Regions from separate parts of the Homo sapiens genome. Here region 1 is linked to region 2. Evidence: chromatin loops called from intact Hi-C (ENCODE). Cell type or tissue: Panc1. All regions are shown on one strand. Each heading gives the region's core, and the rest is flanking DNA. Links, peaks and the distances in the headings are about the cores only.

Region 1 (11,399 bases), core at 1,603-9,602, 240 kb before region 2:
GGTATTAATTATGGGATTAAAATTTAAGATGAGAATTGGGTGGGGACACAAAGCTAAACCATGTCATTAGATAATCATGTTAATCCAGAGCTTGTGTTTTGCCTGATGGTTGAAGAATAAGAGAGAGGGACTAAGTAGTTTAGGCTATTGGCAATAGCATTATTGAAATAGGGAAATGTTAGACTCTCAGCAGGATAAGGAGAAAGTAAAGATAAGAGAGGCTGATGGATTGAAAGAAAGTCAAAAGGTAAGTAATCTAAAGGTTCTGATGAGATAATAACTTTCTTTTATTCTGAAAGAGTATACTGTCTTTCTGCAGAGGTCGTTCATTTCATTAATGAGAATAAAGAGGTATTAGGTTGCTACTTACATCTCTTCAGCAGTACACAGGAGACATTCTGTATTTACAGCAATGCTTTTGAAAATATGAAACATTAGGAATAATACAAGAGCTAAGCTATTTCAATCCTGAAAAATCAATTATGCTTTTTATGTTATTGTCATAAGTACCTACAGGAGGCAGGTTTGTTTTTTTTTTTCTTTTTTTTTCGGAGTCTCGCTCTGTTGCCAGGCTGGAGTGCAGTGGCACGATCTCCATTCACTGCAACCTCCACCTCTCGGGTTCAAGTGATTCTCCTACCTCAGCCTCCTGAGTAGCTGAGACTACAGGCGCACACCACCATGCCCAGCTAATTTTTGTATTTTTAGTAGAGACGGGGTTTCACCATGTTGGCCAGGATGATCTCGATCTGTTGACCTTGTGATCTGCCCGCCTCAGCCTCCCAAAGTCCTGGGATTACAGGCATGAGCCACTGTGCCCAGCCAGGAAGTAGTTTTTAAGGAAAAAAAAATAACCCACTGTTCAAATGGTACAAATAAAATAACTAACATATTTATAAACTTTCATGCAGACCTTTTCATAACCCAAAAATTGAAACAGGAAAACCTATTTAAATATTTGAATATGCTAACATTAACATGAAGAACATATAAAAATATAGAAATATTTGTATATAAAAAGTTTGAGTATAATCATATGGGTTTCAAAATATGTATTCTACTTAAGTTAGTATTACTACATCTATGATACAGGTGATAGAAAATAATGCTCAGAAAAAGTTAAATATTTTGATCATGGGCATCACTGAGCCACATAGTATTAAACCAGGATTCAACATATGCTCTTTTACTCTAAATATTGGTTTAAAAAATTCTTTCCAGCTAAAATCATTATTACAGATACTTGTAGATAGTTGAAATTAGTGTTTAGCATTATACATTACAATTAATTATATTCAGCATTTATTTTCTTAGTAATTGTACTTTCTTAACTTTTTGACTTCCAATAAAAATTTAGAGTTACTACGAGTAAAACATGTATTTCTGAGGGATGAGCTTTCTAGCCAGAGAAAACAGCATGCACAAAGGCCCTGAAGTGGGAGAACGCTTACCTAGGTTGAGAATTATCAAGGGACTCAATGTGTCTTGAATGGGGTGAGGGAGAAAGAAAATGATAGATAAGGTCAAAGATATAGTAGGAGTCCGCATCAAGAAAGACTTCCTAGACAACTATAAGGATTTTATTTTTATCCTAATTGACATGGAGCAGAAGAGCATTTGTGGGAAGGGACCTAGATGTGTTCATTTATTTAGAGGGTGGAAGTAGGTTTATAGATGGAGGGAATAAAGGGCAGGTTAGAAACCAGAACATATTAAGGTACAGATGCTTATTAAACATGCAAGTGGAGATATCTGGAAGGCAAGTGGATATAAAATCTGTAATTTAGTGGAAAGGGTTGAATGGTTGAGTTTATTTGTATAAATTTGGGATCCTCAGCACTTTGATGTTACGAAAAACCATGGTCTTGGATAAGATTTCTAGAGGGTGTACTAGTCAGGGTTCAATAGAAGAAGCAGTTTCCCTAGAAGATAAATATGGATTTGTCATAAGGATTTCAAATTATACATTTTTGGAAGCTGATTAATAAGTCATTATAAGGTAGTTATGTTCCTGCCTAACAATACAGCTTGTTGTACAGAGGGTGGGTAGTCAGAAAAGAAGCTTACAAAACGAAAGAGAGAAAGAACAAGCTAAAACCTCCATGCATGAACAATGAATAAGAACCCAATGAAGACAGACGAAAACCAGTATCAGGTCTTGTCGCCTCTGATTTTGGTGATGTGGGTGTCCTGCAGAAGCTGGAGCCCTTAGTCATGGAGTTAAAGACACACGCCTGGTCTAGGAGACAGAGACGCTGAAGGAGGTTCCTTGGAAGGTGTAGCAGTGGCAGGCCGGAAAGCTGCCACTGAAACCAACGTGTAAGCAACCAGTGTGTTTTACAAAAATGACTGTTGTTTGTTTTCCACCCTTCAATTCTCCCAAGAATCTCCTTTTTGACTCAGCCAAATTGGAAATAAACACAAAAGGGAACTCTAGGAAAGGTGGTTCAGTTTAGCCAAGTTGACACATTGCAAATTTGCTATATTGGGTGAGTATGGATGGAGAACAGATGAAGTCATAGGTCTAAATCCTGTGGCACTCAAAAATTTAGAGGTCAGGAACACGGGGGCTTCTATGAAGTGTCTTTAAAAGCAGAAGGCAAAACTCTCTTAGTCCTTTTTTCGCTGCTATAATAGCAAACCACAGACTGGTTAATTAATTAATAATAGCTTATTTGGCTCATGGTTCTGGAGGCAGGAAAGTTGAGTTTGAGAGGCCACATCTGGTGAGGGTTTTTTTTGCTGCCTCATAACATGGGGGGAGGCATCCATGGTGAGGAGGTGCACATGTTTGACAGCAAGACAGAGAAGAAAGCTGGCTGACCTCATCCTTTCATCAGGAGCCCACTCTCAAGACAATAGCATTAATCCATCATAAAGGCAGAGCCTTCAGGACCTAGTAACCTCTTAAAGGTCCCACCTTTTAATACGGTCATAATGGCAATTAAATTTCAACATGAGTATAGCAGGGGACATTCAAGCCATAGTTATACCCTTCTTTATTAATTCTTAATTATTGTTGCCCACAAAAAGGATGTGATGGCTAGAGTTTGGACTATGCGATGGAGACTACCTTTTGAAGATGGAAAAACAACTACAAGATAGAAAGTGTTCATGTCGGTAATGATCCTTACTCTGGCACACCAGCCTTGGACTTACCCCAGGACTGTGTTTACAAGAAGGAGAAGTCAAATTTGTCATATTTAAATCACTGTTGTTTGGGTTTTCTACCACCTGCAACCAAACAAAATTCTAAATGATAGAGTAGATTCAGGAGAAAATGAGAGGTGAACAAATGAAGACAGAGTATAGACAGTATTTTGAAGAAATTAACTATAAGTTGGAACCAGAAATGAATCTTTCACTGGAGGATAAGTGAGATTAGGGGGAGATTTATTTTTATGATGGGAAACTACATTTTTTCTATGCTGTTTGGGAATTATTCAATAAAGAGGAATCATTTGATTATGTGGGAAAGATATGAAGAAATTGTATACTGAATAATGGAAAAAAAATGAAAAATTCTAGAAGGAATATTTAACTAACTTGATTGCTTATTCAGAATGGGGAAATTTATACTTGAATGATTTTCATCAAATGTCAATGTTAATATCGTTATAGTTGAAAAACTGTAGGAAATAGCGCATTCTGGGAATTTAAATGAATTTCCATAAATTTTTATCCTGTCATTGGAAATAAATAATATGTCATGATTTTAATACTGTAAAGCTTACTTCATTGAAAATAACTGGCAAGGTAGACTCTTATTTAAAACTTGTATCACTCAGGAAATCTTTAACTTGATTTTCACCCTTATTTGTAAAACATATTATTGTTTCTTGCATTTTAGCCCTGCATAACTCTTATCAATTTTATTGTACAAACATGATATACTAGTTCGCTTTTCTTACTTAGTTATTAAAATTTCTTACAGTAGAGTTTTAATTGAAATTCCATTTTTATAACTTTTCTCAACAATGATTAGTGATCTACCTTGAGATCATTAAACAATGCATTGAAATTCTCCTGGAATTAATTTTAGGCATAGCTCTACATGCATACACTAATTTCTCTTTGGAAACATGATAATTTCTTAGTCCTATATAATACAAAGTGAAATTCTAGGTTGAAAATATTTTTTCTATTTAGATCTCAAGGGAAAGATGTTGTTTTATTTTGTTTTTAGTTTTTGGCAATCAAGAGGAATGAGGTTAGAGGTTACAGCAGTTTATATTTTTTGTTCATATTTTTGCATTATTTATTGCTTACTATAAACATGTGATTATACAAAGAGGACCTGCAGGAATTATATCATTGTCTCATCGTAACAGTAACAGTAAAGATGCTTTAAGTATGAGACATGATAGTTAAAAATCAGGACTGATTTAATTTAGAGTTTTCTAAATTATAAAATTTAACTGAGTTTGCTAGATTTTAATCAACACATTTTCACAAAACATATTTGTCTATCACCTTTGTTTCTGGTATATTTATGGTCATCTTTTAAACAGTCTGAGCCATTTATTAAGCAGTATTTCCTGAACAGAATTCTTACTGTTAACACTTAAAAATTTTCCCCCTTAACTAGCAAGACCCATTCTTGAAAACTAGCTATTTTCAGAACATAAAGTGTCACATTATCATTTAATAAAGCAAATTCTTATTTTTGTTTTAAGAAACAAATTGTGAGCACAAATAGGTTTGTAACTATATTTCCTTGACAACTGAAAACATGTAGTACCAGTCCTGGCCTCCACATGGTGCTAGTGTTATGCACTGGAACATGAAAAGCCAGAACTACCTAGTAATGCAAAATAACCACTTATACCGCCCATCAAAAATAAACCCAATAATAAAACAACAGATTCAAATAAAAAGGCACTGCACCTGAAATCCTTCCTTATGTAAAATCTGGCTCATATACAATAATCATCTGGTTCGTGTACAAAATGATTTGCCAAATCATTTGTATACATTATAGTAAAGCTGAATAAAAGGTGGCAAAAATAACAATTTTAGATTTCTTATTCCATCTTTGGGATCTCACCAACATCACATTCTTTTTTCCATGTATTGTCTCTTCCATGGATGGCTATTTGGAATGATGTTAAGAAGAGGCAGTACTTATGGGGTGGTGGAGGGTGGGGAGAAGAGGCTTCAAAAGCCTTCTGCCAGGTTTTCTCCATGTTCATTGTGATTCCTTTGAACTATAAAATTCACTTTCAAAGCCAAAATATAATTTATTTTGAATATTCCTATTTTCAGTCATATTCTTCACAAATTTAAAGTTAATGTATGTTTCTCTTTATTTTAATGTAAAACAGGTATATTCATTGAGTTTGTCAGTTTTATGTGATGTGTAAAATTTTACATCTCTCTGCCAATTGTCTGACAGTTGAAAATACTATAAAATATTACACAATATTAGGCCATTTTGCTCAGTTTCTTGACAACTGACTAATGGATAATTGCATTGGTTTTATCTAAATCCTTCCTCTTCTTTTGTGATGGAATATAATTGTTTTCTTCACTTTATGCTAACAATTGAAACTTCATCCTCTATCAAGAGAATCTGAACAACTAAAGAAGTGCTCCAAATAATTAACAAGAAGAGACTGTTTGGTATCTAAGTTATCTTACGCCCGTGTAGATTGCCTTGCAAATAATACAAACTCAATAAATATTTATTGAATAAATCACACAATACCAACTGGTTTGGTTATGGCATTAACAGGGGCAGTTGAAAAATAATGGAGATTACAGAGCATGTGAAAGAGGACTCAAGACTTGGAAAGAAAAGAGGAAAATTAAAAATATATTACCCTGAATTATGATTTACATTCCTCCCTCCCTTTCTTCTTTCTCCTCTTTTTTTCTGCCTCCCTCCATCCTTTTTTTTTTTTTTTTTCAGGTATACAACTCAGAAACTGCTTGTCAAACAATTAGATCACTTATTGCCAGGAAGAAAAAAAAATATGGGCAGTATTAAAGTCTAGAATAAGATTAAAGAAATCAGTGGATAACTTCTTTACTGAAGTTTATGGCATTTATTATTGGTTTCATAGTGAGTCAATTTCTTAAGTGGACAGAGTATAAAATGTTGTCTTTAGTTTAGGTACATTAGTGGTAACATTGTTTGAAAATGTTGGAATCTTTTGGACAAAATAATCTAAACATCAGTAACTATGTGTAAATGATTTATTACCCTTAAACCCTTTCTTGGAAACTTCTTTCTTCTTTTGTGACCATAACCAGAAATATCTGTCTTTCTCTCTGTGCATTTCTTTACGTATTTATCTATGTATATATATTTCCAGAAATAAGAATAACCATTATTAGCTGACAATTTTTCTTAAAACATTTCTTAGTTCCCTTAGGAATTTGTTCTTCAATAATTTTGCCTACGTTATTTAGCCATCCTGTTATTCGTGTTTGCCGAGCCTAAAAGACTAGCCAAAACCCAACAGCCTACAAGGGTCGGTATTCAATTAACTAACCAAATCACTAATATGTGTGCAGCTGGAAATCTCAGAGAGTATGTTCTGCCATCTGACACAACCTGGAATATAGGACTTTATTTGCCGAGTTCAATCACAGACACTGATTTTTGAAGCACCAACTGCTTTGAAAGGTTTTTATTTTAAAACTATATATAGTTCATTATTAACATTTATTAAAGATAGGTTCCTGCTAGTATAGTATTTGGATAACTATTATGAAGTCTTTCCTAAATCATATTCTCTTAAAAAAATTGGAATGTTTGGAACATGGACCCTGGTGTCTGGGTTTAAAATGGCGATTATGCTGCTTACTGGTGTTTCTCTTCAGGCAAGTTACTAACTAAGCAGTTAACCAACTAACTAAGTTACTGACATCTGTGTCCTACATTCTGTTTTGTGTAAGTGACAATAAAAATGGTACCTATTGCATCGAGTGATTTTCTAGGTTTAATTGGATTTTATATGAATATGCCTTGCATGCTGCCTAGCATATAGAAAACAAAAAGTTAACAGTAATCATTATTTTTATTCATTTTAAAGTGGAATCAGTTTGGAGTATAGTGCTAGATATTGAGATTAATAGTAACATATTATAACCAATTCACCACTGGTGCCACCAGTAACTCACAAATATGTATAACAAAAGACATAGAAACCCATCAATTATAACATATTATAGAAGTGTTTTTTCAGAATGTCAGATTTTTTTTTTTAATAGAATGTTAGATTTTTTAAAGCAACTGATTGGAGTTCTGTCTCTTTAAGGAATTCTCTATAACCTATAAGGAAGAGTATAGGAAAACCTCCCAGGGCCTGTATATTATAGAATTTTCAGAATTAATCATTTCATTTTGCCATGAAAAGGCATGCAAATCATGACTGCTCTTTGATTAAAGTTCATTAAAGCTTATATTGGCTCCAAATGCTTATTCTGCTTTTCTTTATTATTAAAGACCTAAAAGAAAATGAGAATAAACCTAGTATAATTTGGAAACAAAGAATTTTAAAATTTTATGAGAGCAATTTCATTAAAATTTTATGAGTCTTTTTTGCTTTTTAGAATAGCTGGTCAAAAATGGAAAAATACTAGGCCAACTTATTGGATTGTCAGCCATCCAAATGATAACATCAAAATAACATTAGCCAAACCTCTTTCAGGCGGGTGAATGATTGGTGAATGATTGGATCGTATATGGTACTAATTGATGGAATGCCATTCTCCGGGACTACGCTTAGCAGCATACAAATCAGGAGTGATGTAGTTATCTGTCCTTATCTGCCTGAATCACTGAATGTGGGAAACAGTCAATCCAGACTCTAGATCCTTTACAAATTCTGTGATATAAGGCATCTGAATAGAATGACCAATAAAAGCATTAGCAGTCCTGAACTGTAAAACCCGGAAGCAGCAATGGCGGCAGCAGCAGCAACAGCAGGTCTTATTGGTGGGACATTTGAGGTGCTCCAGACTGGAGGTCATTGGGATAGCAGGGCTAGCAGGAATAGAAGAGAGATTAGTGAAGCTGAAATGCCATAACTACCACAGAGAAGTTATGTTATCTAAGTATTTTAAGCCCTTATATATTTATAAAATTTATGTATTTCTGTGTTTAGTTATAAAAAGGGTAATTATTATTGCTATTTTGATAGTTTGGTTTTTTTTAATGCTTTTAATCATAATGTTCTTCAGATGTAGTACTGTGTAATGTTGTCCACCTATAAATAATGTATATGTCATCATTTTTGTGTAAATGTTCAACTGGAAAAGCTAAAGGCATATTCCACCCCATTCTACAAGTGGCACAGGGAATTACTTTACCTCTTACTTGGCCCTCAAGTATCCACATCTCTGCCTGTCTGTATGAATAACTTCTGCTGAAGTAAGTTTTAGTGGCACATAGAATGGAATACACCGTAATACCCCATCAGCAACTTGTTAATGCTCTAAGTTTGTCCAAAAGCATGTTCCCTGAAGCACAGTAGGTACAGTGTGTGCATTTAGTCAGGAGAGGCTACGCTCTGCTGTGGTAACAAATAAACTAAGTAGCTTAACATAACATGTTTCCTCCCATTCATACAAAGTCTCTTGTGAGTCTGAGTAACTTTCTAGGGTAGCTGTCTCCAGTGGTGATTCAGTAATGTAAGATGATTCAATTTCATCCTGCCACCATTTCAAGGTAAGTTCTCCTCTTTTGCCACAGAAAGGGCTTCAGAAAGACCAAATGATTTCTTAGGAATATTTCACTGCCTCAGCCCAGATGTGATACATATCACTTCTGCTCATATTTCCTTGGCTAGAATTAGTCAAGTGAATTCACATGACTGCCAAGGAGCTGGAAAGTATAGTCTCCCATATACCCAGGAATGAATATTGATGATACGATATTGAAGGAATATTGATAGGTACTGTCTCCCACAGTATGCAAGATAATTTTAAGTCATGTAGAAACAAACTTTTACGACTGTTTGGTTTTTGCATGTATTTGAAAAATACAAGTAGGACATGAAGCCTATGAGGTAATGGTTTCATTTTATATTAATTTAAGTTTAATTGCAGATACTATGTGTTATACTAAAAATGGTGAATGTGGTAAACAGATGCCTAATGTTTTGGTAACACTGCCCTAAAGGAACATCTGTCAAACACAAATCTTAGAACGTAAAATTTCAGGCAAACTGGGAACATGAGGTGGGGCATAGCAAGCTGTTCTTCAACAAGTACCTGAGGTTGATTCAACAGCAGATAGTATGGGATTGCCTCCTGGGAGGGCTTGTTGTAGAAGCTAGTTGATTTTCTGCTGTTGAAATTGGAGAACCAGTGATGGAACCCATCATGGGGGAGACTGCAGCTCCTGATGAGTACCCAATTTTCTTTTTTTATTTTTCTCCTTTTTCTACCAGACTGAGATTGCTCTTCATACAATGATGTAAGACTAGCAAGAATGAGAGATTTTGGAATAAAACCCTTGACCTGGCAATCAATTCCTTTCTAATTGGCATTTATCTTCTCCCCTGGTTTTCCTTGTTGTCTGATATTGTTCAAACTGCTAGCCTGGATCCTCTCAAATCAAATACAGTAACATCACCTGATATTGTTGGTAACTCCAAAGTTTTTCAGTCCACTAAAGCTCTTCCCTTACTGTTGGTGGTGAGTCAGTTGTTGTTATTGTTTTTAATTTTCTATTTCCATGTTTCCCAAGAGTATCTAGAAATGGCTCCCAAGGATTCAGATTTTGATGTTGTGATTTGTCTATAGTATTATTGATTTGTGTGTAATTATGAATAGAAGCCTCTTTTATTCTCAAAAAAAGTCTTGTTTAGATGATGAGCTATTTGATGACTCTACTTCTGAGGATTCTTCTTGTTTTATTTTATGATGTAAGTGACTAATTTGGTCCCAAAGACTCTTTATTCCATTGCTAATGCCACATAGGGGAAACTGAGACTATAGATAGTTTTCTTAACAGTCATTTTTTGGCATCATCTATATATTTTCTATAGGATAAAGATAAAGGTAAAAGGACATAAAGAGTAGTTAAAAGAAATAAGTAAGGACATTGACAACTGGCAGATAAGCCAAAGCACATTTTGAGGAATCTAAACAACCCATTATTCTGGCATTTACTTCTAAATTGCTCCAACTTAATCTGAAGGATGAGATGTAAAACCAAAGACAGATCTTGGCATTCATAACATATATTCTCTTGTCAACACTTTAGAGGTGCATATTTTGTGTACTAATGAAATGATTGTAATGTCTCACATTGTCTCAGTTCTATAGTAGAGTTAGGACAGGCACTATGCAATCTTAAGTAGAATTTCAGCTATGTGAGAGTAGCCATGAATTTGCAATAAAAGGTGTAGGCACCACATTTACTTTTCCTATAATCCTACTATTAGATAACACATATAAGAGCTGCTATTTATTTTGTCATTTGTTTCCATCCTAGAAGAAAGCAAAAGAGAATTTTGAAGGTACAATGTATCACATTTAGAGCAACCTTTAGGTCTGTAGCTCATCAGACTGGCTTTTAAAATATGCAAGCATTCCAGGTTAAAAGTCTCTAAATAACTTCATGTCATTTTACTGTTAAATAATGTTTAGAGTTTGCTATCTTTTGTAGACCTTGGAAATCTAATTATTTATAATGTCCAGTGACATTTACATTTTGCTAAATATACTCTGCTTGTACAAGAACATCTCATGATTAGAAAAATGGGTAGAGAATGCCTGGCTGTACATATGCTTCTATATAATGCAAAAATATCAGGGTGACACATGTTATCTTTTTGTTATAGTTTCGTGATTTTAAAACATAATTCTCAAAAAGTTTTTAACTATTAGCATTTAAAATACAGAATAAGAAAAAGTTATCATAGTTGAGATCAGTGTTTACCATTTAACTCTCCACTATCAAATCAAATATCTATTCAAGTTTATTGGTATCTTAACATAATACCATTCATTTCCATGCCAACAGCTCCTGAGTGTTTGGCTTAGTTTTTGAGATTGATTGAAGGTAGATTGTAAAGTTGACCTATTGTGTTAAGCTTATTTACACAAACACAGTGCCTTGGAAAATCAACTCTGGAAGTCCATAGCAGTTGAATCCTAAGGTATTGCACATCCTAAGTTTTCTAATACCTGCTTTATAGAAATCCCTTGGGTGGTGAATCTCAACTTTGCCAGTTACCTTACCTGGGGGAAATTACTTCAACATTCCTAAATTTGAAGTAAAATTTAGGAATTGCTTTAGGACAAAGGATTTGCCTTTAATTTCATTTGACCAATTTGCTTAAGTAAATAATTTATCATTTCTATCAAATTTATGAGACAGTCACAGATGAACTTTTTTTTTTCAGGCTCTTGAAACACACTTTTCTTAAAAGAGTTTAAAA
Region 2 (11,399 bases), core at 1,884-9,883:
CGTTGAGAGATTCTGATGCATGTATGGTGCAGATGTGCAAGGTTGCATTATTACATTTATAATGTTTAGAGTTATATGCTAATATTAGGTCATCTTCTTTGCAGAAAATGAGTACAGAATAAAATGTAGAGACTTCACATTCTAAATAAACGATTAAAACTTAAAACTCTCTCCTGATGATTAAACCATATTATACTTGATTTAGAGTTGATACAGATGCTACTGCATATTCTTGAGAATCTGTGTTCCCTAAACATATTCAAGTCAGTTTATTTTGATGGGTCTTGCATTCTATTCCCTACATCTGGTTCTCAGGTGTAAAAAAGTAAAGCTTTTTAAAACCTATGTATTTATAGAGCAAACACCTCATGTTAACTCTAATTAATGGGAAAAGTTTGATTTACTTCAGCTTCATAATTGGACAAGGCTATAAAATGAGAATTATATAGTAATTAAGTTCTTCAGGGGCTTGAATAAAGAGGTACAATATTTGAGAAAAATAAATATTAAAGAGAAAATATTAATTTGAAATATTTTGAGTTTCTCTACCAATTCTCTCTCTCTCTCTCTCTCCCTGTGTGTGTGTGTGTGTGTGTGTGTGTGTGTATAAACAGAGTATTAAAAAAAGGAAGACTTTAAATATGAGAAAAGGGTTGCCTAAGTCAGGTTAGACTTGGTAAAATCAAAACCTTAGGAATAACACTTTTGGGGGATGCCAGGTCCATAAATGCAAGAAATTCCAATGCAACTGACAGAATATACATTAAAATTTATGTATCTCATAGTCTCACACCATCTTTTTCTGAAGTTGTTAGTGAATTTTTCTTCATAAAGATTTTAATATGTTTGAAAAAAAGAGACTTTCTTATCTTTCTTGTGCCATATAGTATCTTGCAAAGACTAAGTCTCCTATAAATACTAAATGTAATTCTTACTGAGGTTCCTAAACAAATGCAAAATTAATTTTGGAATATTATTCATAAGAATCATAAAAAGGGAATTGGAAATTAAAAATTACACAGTATATGCTGCTTCTATAGTGAAATCCTGAGAATATTAGAAGGCAAATTATTTTTTAACATTTCATTTAAAGAGTTAATAATAATTTCTATGACCACCTTGCCACTCACTACTCAGCCTCCCTAGGAGTTTGTTTCTGCATGAAGCCAAGAATTTAAAAGTTAAATTTCTAAGAGGGGAAATATTACTGGAGGGACATTTCTAAGTGAGTTTCATTGAACCTCCAAATCAAATTACACTATGCTGAAATCTGAAGTGCTTGCCATCTGGGTGGCTGTTTCGCTTATTTCGAAGAGAAATCAAATCAAAGGAGCCCTCCAAGCTAAACACAAAAGTTATAGAATAATCCCTCCAAAGAGAAGAAATAAAAATATAATTCTTCACATTTATCCACTCACTTTCATCCCAAAGTACCTTGGAGAGATCATTCACTCACTGTGGAAATGCAGCAGCCACTGGATGGAAACCTGATAACCTATGTGAGCCAGAAACTCTTTAAAAGAGAGGAAGTGAAAATAATTCACCCAATTGAAAAAGCAGCAGGAATGTGGGCTGGAAAAATGAAGCTACCTGAGTTGGAATTTGGCAAGCTCGGTAGAACTTACTCTGACTGTGAAAGAATGTATTAATGGGTATTTTGTGACCACACATGTTCTCTGCTGATGGGTTAAGACAAGCCTCCAGCAAAAAGATGACTATCGTTAGATTATTGCTACTTCTTAGTTTCATGGTTAATTATATGTCACACAATGTTTAATGTCTGTTCACATGAAGACAAATTTAATGATAAAACACTGAAACTGGTAGCATACTCATAAAGCTGCTTGACCTAAAAAAAAATGGTGCTTGCAAATTAGAGAATTTTCTATGTAATTTCCTAATTTTAGATACAATTTTAATTCAGTTAACTTAAATTCAGTTGACTTAAGTTCATACGAAGAAGAGGTTAATAAAAAATTGAATAAATATTAAAGCTTATTTGATAGATGAAAGACAAGTTATAAAGCACATTTTTATTTCATTTATAATCTAACTTAGAAATGAAAACTTGATAGCTTGTAATAATTCTATGCGACAAAGGATTTAAGGAGTAAAAACAAGCTTCTAACTGAACTATGTCATATATATTCAGAAACTAATCAAAATGAAATCATATATTAAATAGGCTTGCTCTTCCAATGCGTCTTTGTAGTAACACAATTTATATTGGTAGCATATCAGCTCATATCTCAGGTGCCATATTTCTGCATGTTTGGCCAAGTTTTCCTCCAGTGTGATTACTCCTACTGTATTTGAAGTGGTTTTAAGTAACTGTCTGAGGAAGACAAGGCATTACAACTTGATTTTAAAAGCAGCTTGTTGAAACAATAAATTTTTCAGTATAATGAATTGCTGCATTGCGTATCCATGCCTTTCAAATCATCCAAATATACTTAGTAATTATCTTGCTACTAAATTATTAAGTTTGGTAAGTGGCCAAATAAAAATCCAGGAAACAGTGTTCTTTATGTCATGTGTCATTTTGGCCAAGAAGCAAATATTTTTGCTGACTCTTTTTATCAGTTATATTTGACATACTATTGCAATATTCTAATTAAGTTGATAATATCTTCAGTAACGTTACAGTCCCCCATAGTTTCTCCTTTTAATTCTATAGCCATTTTTATTTTTAAATTTTATTCTGACCCATAGTTGTATTACCAATTCCAGGTATAATTTAATCCTACCATTACTGAAATGCCTAAGGTATGATAAGACACATGTAGCTAGAGTTTGGGGAAAAAAACACCCTGATTTGTCATGTACCTTTTGAAACTTTGCTTTGAAAGGATTAACTTTGTTGTTGGAGTATTTTTAGGGATGCTTTTCAAAGTAAATGCACACTAAATTTTATTTTAACAAATAATCACTAATAAGATATTTTATAGTCCATGAATTTTATTTTAACAAATAATCACTAATAAGACATTTTATAGTCCATGAATTTTTCCTACACTTTTTTTCTATTACTTTTTTCAGCAAATAAAACTACAAAGTTTACAGCCACTGAAATCCTCTTCCTGACTGAGCTTTTATCCATAATAATAATACCTTTGTGAATATATATCCTTATTATGAATTTTGTAAATTAAAAGTCAATGTCAATTGAATGAATGGGAGTTAGAATGCATGCAGAGAAAATTTAAGTTATTGTTTCAAGTTGTTAATAATATTAAAACATTTTAAATAAATAATTGTTTATTTTTAATTAACTATATTTGCATTCAGGGAATAAACTGGCACAAAGTAAGGTCATTTATTAGAAAAATAAATGAAAAAATTATAAATGAAGTTAGAATATTTGTCTTTATAATGGTAAGTTCTACAAACATAATAAGCAAATGTGTTGCCTCGTGTTTTGAATTCACCTCAACTATATAGAAACATAGACTTCAGGTTATTCCCTTACCACTTTCCTGTCCCTAAAGAATATCTATAATTTCTTATCCAATGCTGCTGCTCGCTCTCTCTCTCACTTGGCAGAATGCCCATTATCCACATGCTTATTGTAGCTTCTGGCCATGACTGCTAGTCTCTGAGGAGCTATTTGAATACTTTACTTATGGTTCCGTCACAACGAAAAGAGGTAAAGGACTAAGAAAAAAGCCCCACTCTTCAATTCCCCACTTATATTCTCTCCTTTGAGAATCTGTTTTAACCCTCATGGTATCAATATCATTGGTTTGCCACCAAGAAAACTCAAGAGTACAGCCATGGGTGCTGGCACACACAAATAAACAGATTCAAAAGATATTTTTATTGTTCCTTCATGCCTCAAAACCACCTTCTTAACATTGAGAGCTAGTGCTAATCATCTTCCCAAACCAAAATAAACCGAAAGCCCAAACAACAGCTAAATGCCTAATAAAATCACACATTCAGAATCTCACATTCTTCCTGGTTTCTTTCAGCATCCTAAGCAGAATGTGAGTGTGAACCGGGATGTTGAAATATGTGAGTCATTTTCATCCATCCTCATCCTCCCAAGTGCATTTTGTTTCTCTTTGTAGCTATGCATGTCATAGTGATTCTGCAAAACAGTCCATCCACAATAGAATAATGTTCTAACAAAATTATAAAATTCAGTTATAAAGTGAGGCAGCTAAATCAGTCTTTAGCCATATGCTGTTCCATGAGGCAAATATGTTTCACATTATTTAGATTTGCATAACATACATTTATAACATAAACAGAAGCAATGCTTGAGTAAAACTTAACAAGATAAGAAGGTCATGAAACACTACTGTGAATTTTTCTTGTTATACAATTAAAATCCAACATGGTAAATAAAAACTCAGATAATATATAGTCCATGAACAAAACTCTTGATACGTTCCATAAAATATTAAGGCAATGCAATGGATTTAATTAAAACTTCAACTAGAGTTCACATTGTAAAAAAAAGGAGTTATATAGAAAAGTATTTTAGTTACACATTTTAGAATTAATATAAAGAATGTGTTTTTATCTATTTCAAAGAGTCAAATGATTGTCTTATTTTCTTTCACATAAGCAATTTAGTGTTGACACACTCTTTTAATCACAATATAATGTCCTTTGGGCTGAAATTCTTGGGGATCAATTTTTGAAAAAAATAGAGTTCCTGTTTTAATCTATTAAAATTAATAACGTAAGGCCCTCAAGGAACAAAAATTCAAATTTGTTATCCACGTAAATTCCCAATAGCCTTTTCTTTCGTTTGATATTTTCTCTCTGAAACAGTTTTTAAAAGTTAAGATCTTATCCTGTGTGTTTTTTTTTTTTTTTTTATCTTTTTTTAGGCAGGGTCTGGCTCGGCTGGAGTGCAGTAGCACAATCATAGTTCACTGCAGCCTCTACCTGCCTGGCTCAAGAGATTCTCCCACCTCAGCCTCCTGAGTAGCTGGGACCACAGGTGTAGGCCCCCATGCCCAGCTACTTTATTATTTATCATTATTATTATTATTTGTAGAGATGGGGGTCTCTTTATGTTGCCCAGGCTGATCTTGAACATCTGAACTCAAGCGATCCTCCGGCCTGGGCTGCACAAAGTGCTGGGATTACAGGCGAGAATCACTGCACCTGGCCCTGATTGTTGACACTTCACAGCCTTTCATAACCTTTTTTAAACCCTGAAAGGAACTTCTGATATATTTAATTATGAACTCATTAAGCCATTCTTTGATTCAACAGATATTTATTGAGCATTTTTTGTATTTCAGACATTAATGAGGCATCATTTCAAACACACAAGGAGTCAATAAAAATATAGTTGGATGAGCAGTAGGATAGAAATAGGTACCAGAGCTACAGTGGCACTAGGAACCACTACACTAAAAAAGTTTGGCCAGACAAGGTGTCATGGAAAAAGCGGACAATAACCAGGCAAAAGGAAGGTGAAGTGAGAAGAGAGGTGTGGAATTCTAGGCCAAAGAGCAGAGAGAACATAAAAGCTTGGCAGTTTCCGAGAATTACATGGCAGTCTCTTTGATTCTGCAGATAACTGAGACCTTGAGATTTTGAGCAGTTTGTGGTGGTCAAACAGCAGATTTTGAGCTAGAGACTTGGCTTGCCAGATTTCCACTGCAGAACTATTTCTACTATTCTTTCTTCTCTATATAAAGACTATTGTTGAGTGTGAGAAGTTGTTAAACTCGCCCATCTCCATAGACATAGAAAACTAAATCCTTAGATAGTTCTTCTGTTATAACTGAAGCCCTAAAAGGTATTTTAATCTTTTTATAAAATGTTTTCCTATTTTAATCCATGAAAATATGATTTATCTAGATGTTATTTTTGCATTCTGTAAAAGATCAATGTATTGATTCACAACTTTTCTGATACCAAATAGTTATAATAAATTTAATTAGAGACTATGTATTTCCTACAAATTGTATTAAAAATTTTAATAATGCCCAGTATTTTTGCTTACTTAATTACTATTAGGTATTATTTTACCTAAGGTTTTATTAATATTATTATTTATTTTTCACTAATGTGTTGTCTTTCTTTTCTAATTTTCTTAGGAAAGTATTTTGCTAAACATAATTATTATCAATTACTATGAATTTTTTTAAATTTGCATTGATATGAAGATATGAAAGGAATATCTCTCCCTTCTGAGGAAAACCTAACATTTCCAACAGAAACACATTTGTTTCTATTTACGTTGCTTACAGTTTTTAGCACCTATATAGTGTCTTTGAAATTCAAGTCATACAGTTCATATTGTGTTATGGGAATTGCTCACAATTTTCTCTGTCCTGAGTGCAAAATGGGAAACTGGGTAACATTGAGAATACATTATTTTTTCTCTTGTGCAGAGAATTGTCTCTGAATATGGTATTATCTAGCATCATAGGGCTGCCACCTAGTGGCTCCAAGGAATACTTGTTTGTTAATTTTATAGCATTGGTTAAAACGATAATTTTGAAACAATGTTCCAAATTAGGATAAATCCATTAAAATCGAAGTGTACTAATATAAATATTATTTTCCCATAAAAATATTTTCAATTATCAAAGTCTAAAATACTTTAAGATATAAAATCAAATATTAAAAATGTAAAGAATAGAAAACTCATGATTTTAAAGAAATCTAATCTTCATTCCCATTATACATTAAAGATTCAGACCAGCCCACAGTAGCGAAATAAATTATATTTTCAACCATTTAACAAGCTGGTCTTTATATTTGGTGTGGTAAACATAACTCAACTATAATAATTAAAAACAAAAATATTTCAGAGAAATCCTCACTCATGTGTTAATAGTCAATTTTTTTAAGTGTCAACTTGGTTGTTTATGCCATAGAGTTGATGATTCCAAAGTCCTTTTAATGACTCTCTTTTATCCATGTTCAAATAATGCAGACTGAATTCCAGGTAACAGGTCATATTCCTAACCACTGAATGCATTTATGCATTTGGTCTCAAAATACTACTTCTTCAAACATAGACATAAAATTTCTGGGAAAGACAGCACTAATTAAATGACTTTGATAAAAAATTATGTTAATCTTTTCCCTTTCTATTATCAAATAACATGATATGCTTAAGAGTTCTAACATAACTTTTCTCTACCAAATTATATATTGTTAAGTCCAGATTTAAATAGTCATTTAGTTTTTGTTATTTTCCTTACATCATACCTCTCACTTAGCGTAAGTTGAATATACTAGAAGAACTCAACAAATATATCTTTTTAAAAACTCTGTGATCTTGAAAATTTTCAAATACAAAGAAATTTGAAGTAAAACTAAAATTAACACCTGTATACCATTTACCTTGATTCACCAATTGTTAACACTCTGACACATTTACTTTTTCCTCTCTCATTTAGAATATATAATTTTAAAATGAATTCTTTTTTGGAAACCATAGATTGTATTTATTTGTATCTCATAGAGTGTTTTAGGCATCCATAGAGGATTTTGTGAACAGAGAAAAACTAATTAGAATTATTTATCTTTTTAAAATGAAAAAGACTATTATAGTAGTACTTCTAAAGCTTATTTTTTTAATCTTTGAGTTTAATTTATATCATATTATTCTAAATTTGGTATAACAAAAGCAATCATCTTTACCTTTAAAATATTAATAGTTAATGCAAGTTGAAAATAAACTTCCTTTTAATTTGTCTTATATATAATTTAATTGATCATTTTCTCAAATGTTAAATCATACAAAAATGCTTACACTTCTGAAGTTTTCCAAAGCTTTAAAGACCTTACCTTGGGAAAAAAGTCCTTCATAAATAATTAAACAATTTTTAAAGTTCTAATAAATAAAATTTATAAATAAAGTATTCAATATCTTTTAAATTCTGTTTATATATTTGGTCAAATTCTTATACCTGCAACTTTAATAATCCTAATTATAAAATTAATTACATAATTAGATATATTAAGTTGGAAATACAATTAATTTTGAAATCTCTTAACCTTTAAAGCATTTTAAATATGTGTATGCATACACATTGCAAACTTAACAAAAAAGCATTAGTACTATGTAATATAATAATCATATCTGTTTTAGAACTAGACCAATGTTATATGCCACTCATTAAGAAAACAATTTTACCACTTTGCTTTGAGGTTGCTGTTTCCAGCAATCTGCTGTTATCATTTGTTTCTTGGCCAGAGATTTTTGCTCCAGACAGGACAACTGAGCCGGGTATGGCCAGGACATCCTTCTGGTAAAACTGATGGGCACACTGATTACCTCTTGTGAGTTTTGGGAAAGGATTCTAAGTCCCTATGCTTCAGAGCTATTGATCTTCCTGGAGTTCAAGTTATACTCTCCCTTAAGTTATTTTAATGTCTTTTTTCTTACTCAAAAGACACATGGTTATTTCCTGAGACCCTGAATACATTATGTAATTTCTCAGTCTGATTTTAAGACTGTGACTGCCACCACATGTTGCAACTAACTTCCTTCAATCATTTTGTTGACTGTCTGATTAAATTTTGAGCGCTTTTTATATCCTTCCTATCTGACTGAGCCACAAATTTACAAATTGAATGACAACTGATTGGATTATATCATCTTTGTTAGACTTTGTTGTTCCCACACTAAAATCATATTCATGATAGCAGTATCTTGTTACAAGAAGGATTTGAATTAGCTGACTGACATATAAAACCTGTAATCATCACAATAACAATCATAATGATAAAGCCCTGATGATAGGGAGGTTAAAAGAAGTCTAGGAAAATAAATGAAGCCAAGGTATTTACCAAAAACTCATATAGGTCTTACTATTTACCAGCTGATCTTCCAAGTGCTTTGCTCTTAACTATCTTACTGAATGCAATTACTTTTCTAATTTCTAAATGAGGAAACTGAGGCACAGGGAACTTAGCAACTTGCCCAAGTTCACACCTAGTAAGTGACAGACTCTGGACTCAAACCCTGGGAGTCTTACTATACCATCCATGCTCCTAACAGCAATAGTATTAATGTCATAAAGTACATATTATAGATACACATATTAAATTTGGATGTGTTTAATTTGTTAACATATTAACAAATACTGACTTCTTTTTTACTGATGCTCCCGTGTAGGTAGTGAATTGTTTGCTGGACTCTACAGTGACTACTGGAGCAGAGACGCTGCGATCTTCCGCAGCATGGGGCGACTGGCCCATATCCGCACTGAGCATGACGATGAGCGTCTGTTGAAAGGTAAGGATGAGGAAAAGAGTATGTGAATTAGGATTGAAATCAACTCTAAAACTTACGGAAAATGTTGCCATTTTGATAATAATAAGAATATAAATACAATTCCTTTACAAATTTCAGAATGTTTTACTAGCAACATTCTTGAATTAAAATATTGTATATAATATATGTACATCATTTTCTATCAAAATTGATTGGCTTAATTATAAAATCAGTATACCTTCCGAGCAATGCTTAGAAATCAGTATTTGAATAAGGAAAACAAAACAAATGTATGAAAAGTGAAAAGTCCATCATCCAATAAGCTGTTTTGTCTACTTTTATCAATTGATATAATCTTTGATGAATTGATTGCCCTGCTTTGCTTGTTTTAATAGGATTGCATTAGACTTTAGAGACAAAACTCTAGGAAAGTCACTAGACATTCATTGATACAGAGTTCTTTGTAAGAAGTAAGTTTTATATTTTGGCACACTGGTATATGGAGGTGCTAGAATATTGTTTTATGGTGAGCATTTTAATTACTTTCCACATTTTTATTAAGCTTTAAAATGCATAGTCATTGATGATACCATTCATATATTTTACATACCATATCAAAGAACATTTATTCAAATCTCTTGGACTACAATCCCAAAAACGTAAAATAAATTTTCTACTTTGAAACTAAAATGATCTATGCGCTATACTGGTAGATCATTTATGAATTAAAAATAAATTATGATAGATTTATTTACTTTAATATGTTACTTATACTTACATTTAGTTTTTACCTACAATGGGAGGAAATTTGTAGAGATTTGTCTTCATTGTGCTCCCAATCTGCTCTTTCCTGAATGCATTTTAAGTTCGCATTGCATGTTGTTTGAAATTCTTCTTCTCTCCTGGATTCTTTTATTTTCCAATTAAATATTCTTGTAATATTTCTAAAAGGGCTGTTAATATGCAAATAAAGTGGAGATATCAACATAGTTTTTAATGTTTGGTAAAAAAATTCAAGAAAAATATTTCTTTATGAAATGGTGAAAGTTAAACTTAAGGATTCAGATGATATACAATTTATTGGAATAACTTGTTAGCATTTAGTTGTAATATCTATTTCACTTTTTCTCCTATTTTTTGCTCCTATAGAACCAAAATTTGTAGGTTCATACATGATTCCTGACAATGAAGACAGAGATGACAACAAAGTATATTTCTTTTTTACTGAGAAGGCACTGGAGGCAGAAAACAATGCTCACGCAATTTACACCAGGGTCGGGCGACTCTGTGTGGTGAGGCTTTCTCTCTCATTATGCTTGCTTATCTCACAATTTATGGTCAGGCCTTTATTAAGTTTATAGTAAGTTTCTACTTTTAAATATTTTCTAGTATTCTTTAGACTGCCTACAATTGATATTTACTATACCAACCTCTACATTTCATATCTAGTGAAAGGTGTATCTTAAAAGGACCTTGTATTTTGCATGATTTTCCCCATTTTTGAAGCTATACCAAGAAGAAATCGTCTATGATTAGACTGTCCTTCTTCCCATGCAGAAATTTGAACTTTATTTTTCTTAATGAATTTGATCAAAACCTTTTTTATTCCTTTAGTACACAGTACAAATAATATACATAGCTATGTTTGAACAATTCGGTTGGTTAAAATTATTTTTAAAAAAGCCATCTGTAACTTACTGAATATTTAGAGAGGTTGTTTGGGAACATTTAAAACCAATAGGAGTAGCAACATATATTGAGAGAATCAAATAAAATTACAAATGTAAAGTTACCTTGCCATTTAAGAAGATGTTCGAAAATAAATTTACATATAAATATGTGTGCATATATATATTGTGTGTGTGGTGTATGTATATATTTATATACATATATAGTATGGGTGTTGTGTGTGTATTTCAAACTTTCTTGAAAAGCTTTCTTCCTTTGTTAAAGGAAGAAAAGAAATGGGTGTTTCTATATTCCTGAGAGAGGCAAATTATTTATGAACAAAGTAATAATCATGATTACTGTATCTCTCCACTATTCTATTTAGGAGAGTTTGCAGTATTAATATTGTTTAATATCTGCAAAATATATTTACTGTATCAGGGTGAAAGTGCACTGACAAGGCCGAATGAAGAAACCTAAAAAAAAATAAAAATCCAAATTATGGGGAGTTGCACCTATGACATTACTT

What was found. A loop is a pair of places that touch in the nucleus more often than their neighbours do. Peaks named below come from ENCODE experiments on the same cell type or tissue, not always from the same donor. Only the 100,000 strongest peaks of a DNase experiment are listed, where the experiment ranks them.
Region 1: it touches region 2 in a loop (10-fold over the local background); 76 of 110 quality-filtered maps call a loop at or near these places.

What each region holds. Positions count from the first base shown.
Region 1 is chr7:83,649,516-83,660,914 of GRCh38, reverse strand. No RefSeq gene overlaps it. Among named protein-coding and RNA genes, the nearest start is that of SEMA3E, 6.1 kb to the right of the region's middle. In Panc1, for the core only: CTCF peaks have their summits at 4,529 and 4,754; a DNase peak (open chromatin) is centred at 4,764; H3K27ac peaks cover 240 bases.
Region 2 is chr7:83,406,192-83,417,590 of GRCh38, reverse strand. It overlaps SEMA3E (semaphorin 3E), which reads left to right. Exons shown (of 17, transcript NM_012431.3): 6 at 9,104-9,223; 7 at 10,352-10,494. Among named protein-coding and RNA genes, the nearest start is that of SEMA3E, 240 kb to the left of the region's middle. In Panc1, for the core only: CTCF peaks have their summits at 6,156 and 6,358; a DNase peak (open chromatin) is centred at 6,400; H3K27ac peaks cover 860 bases.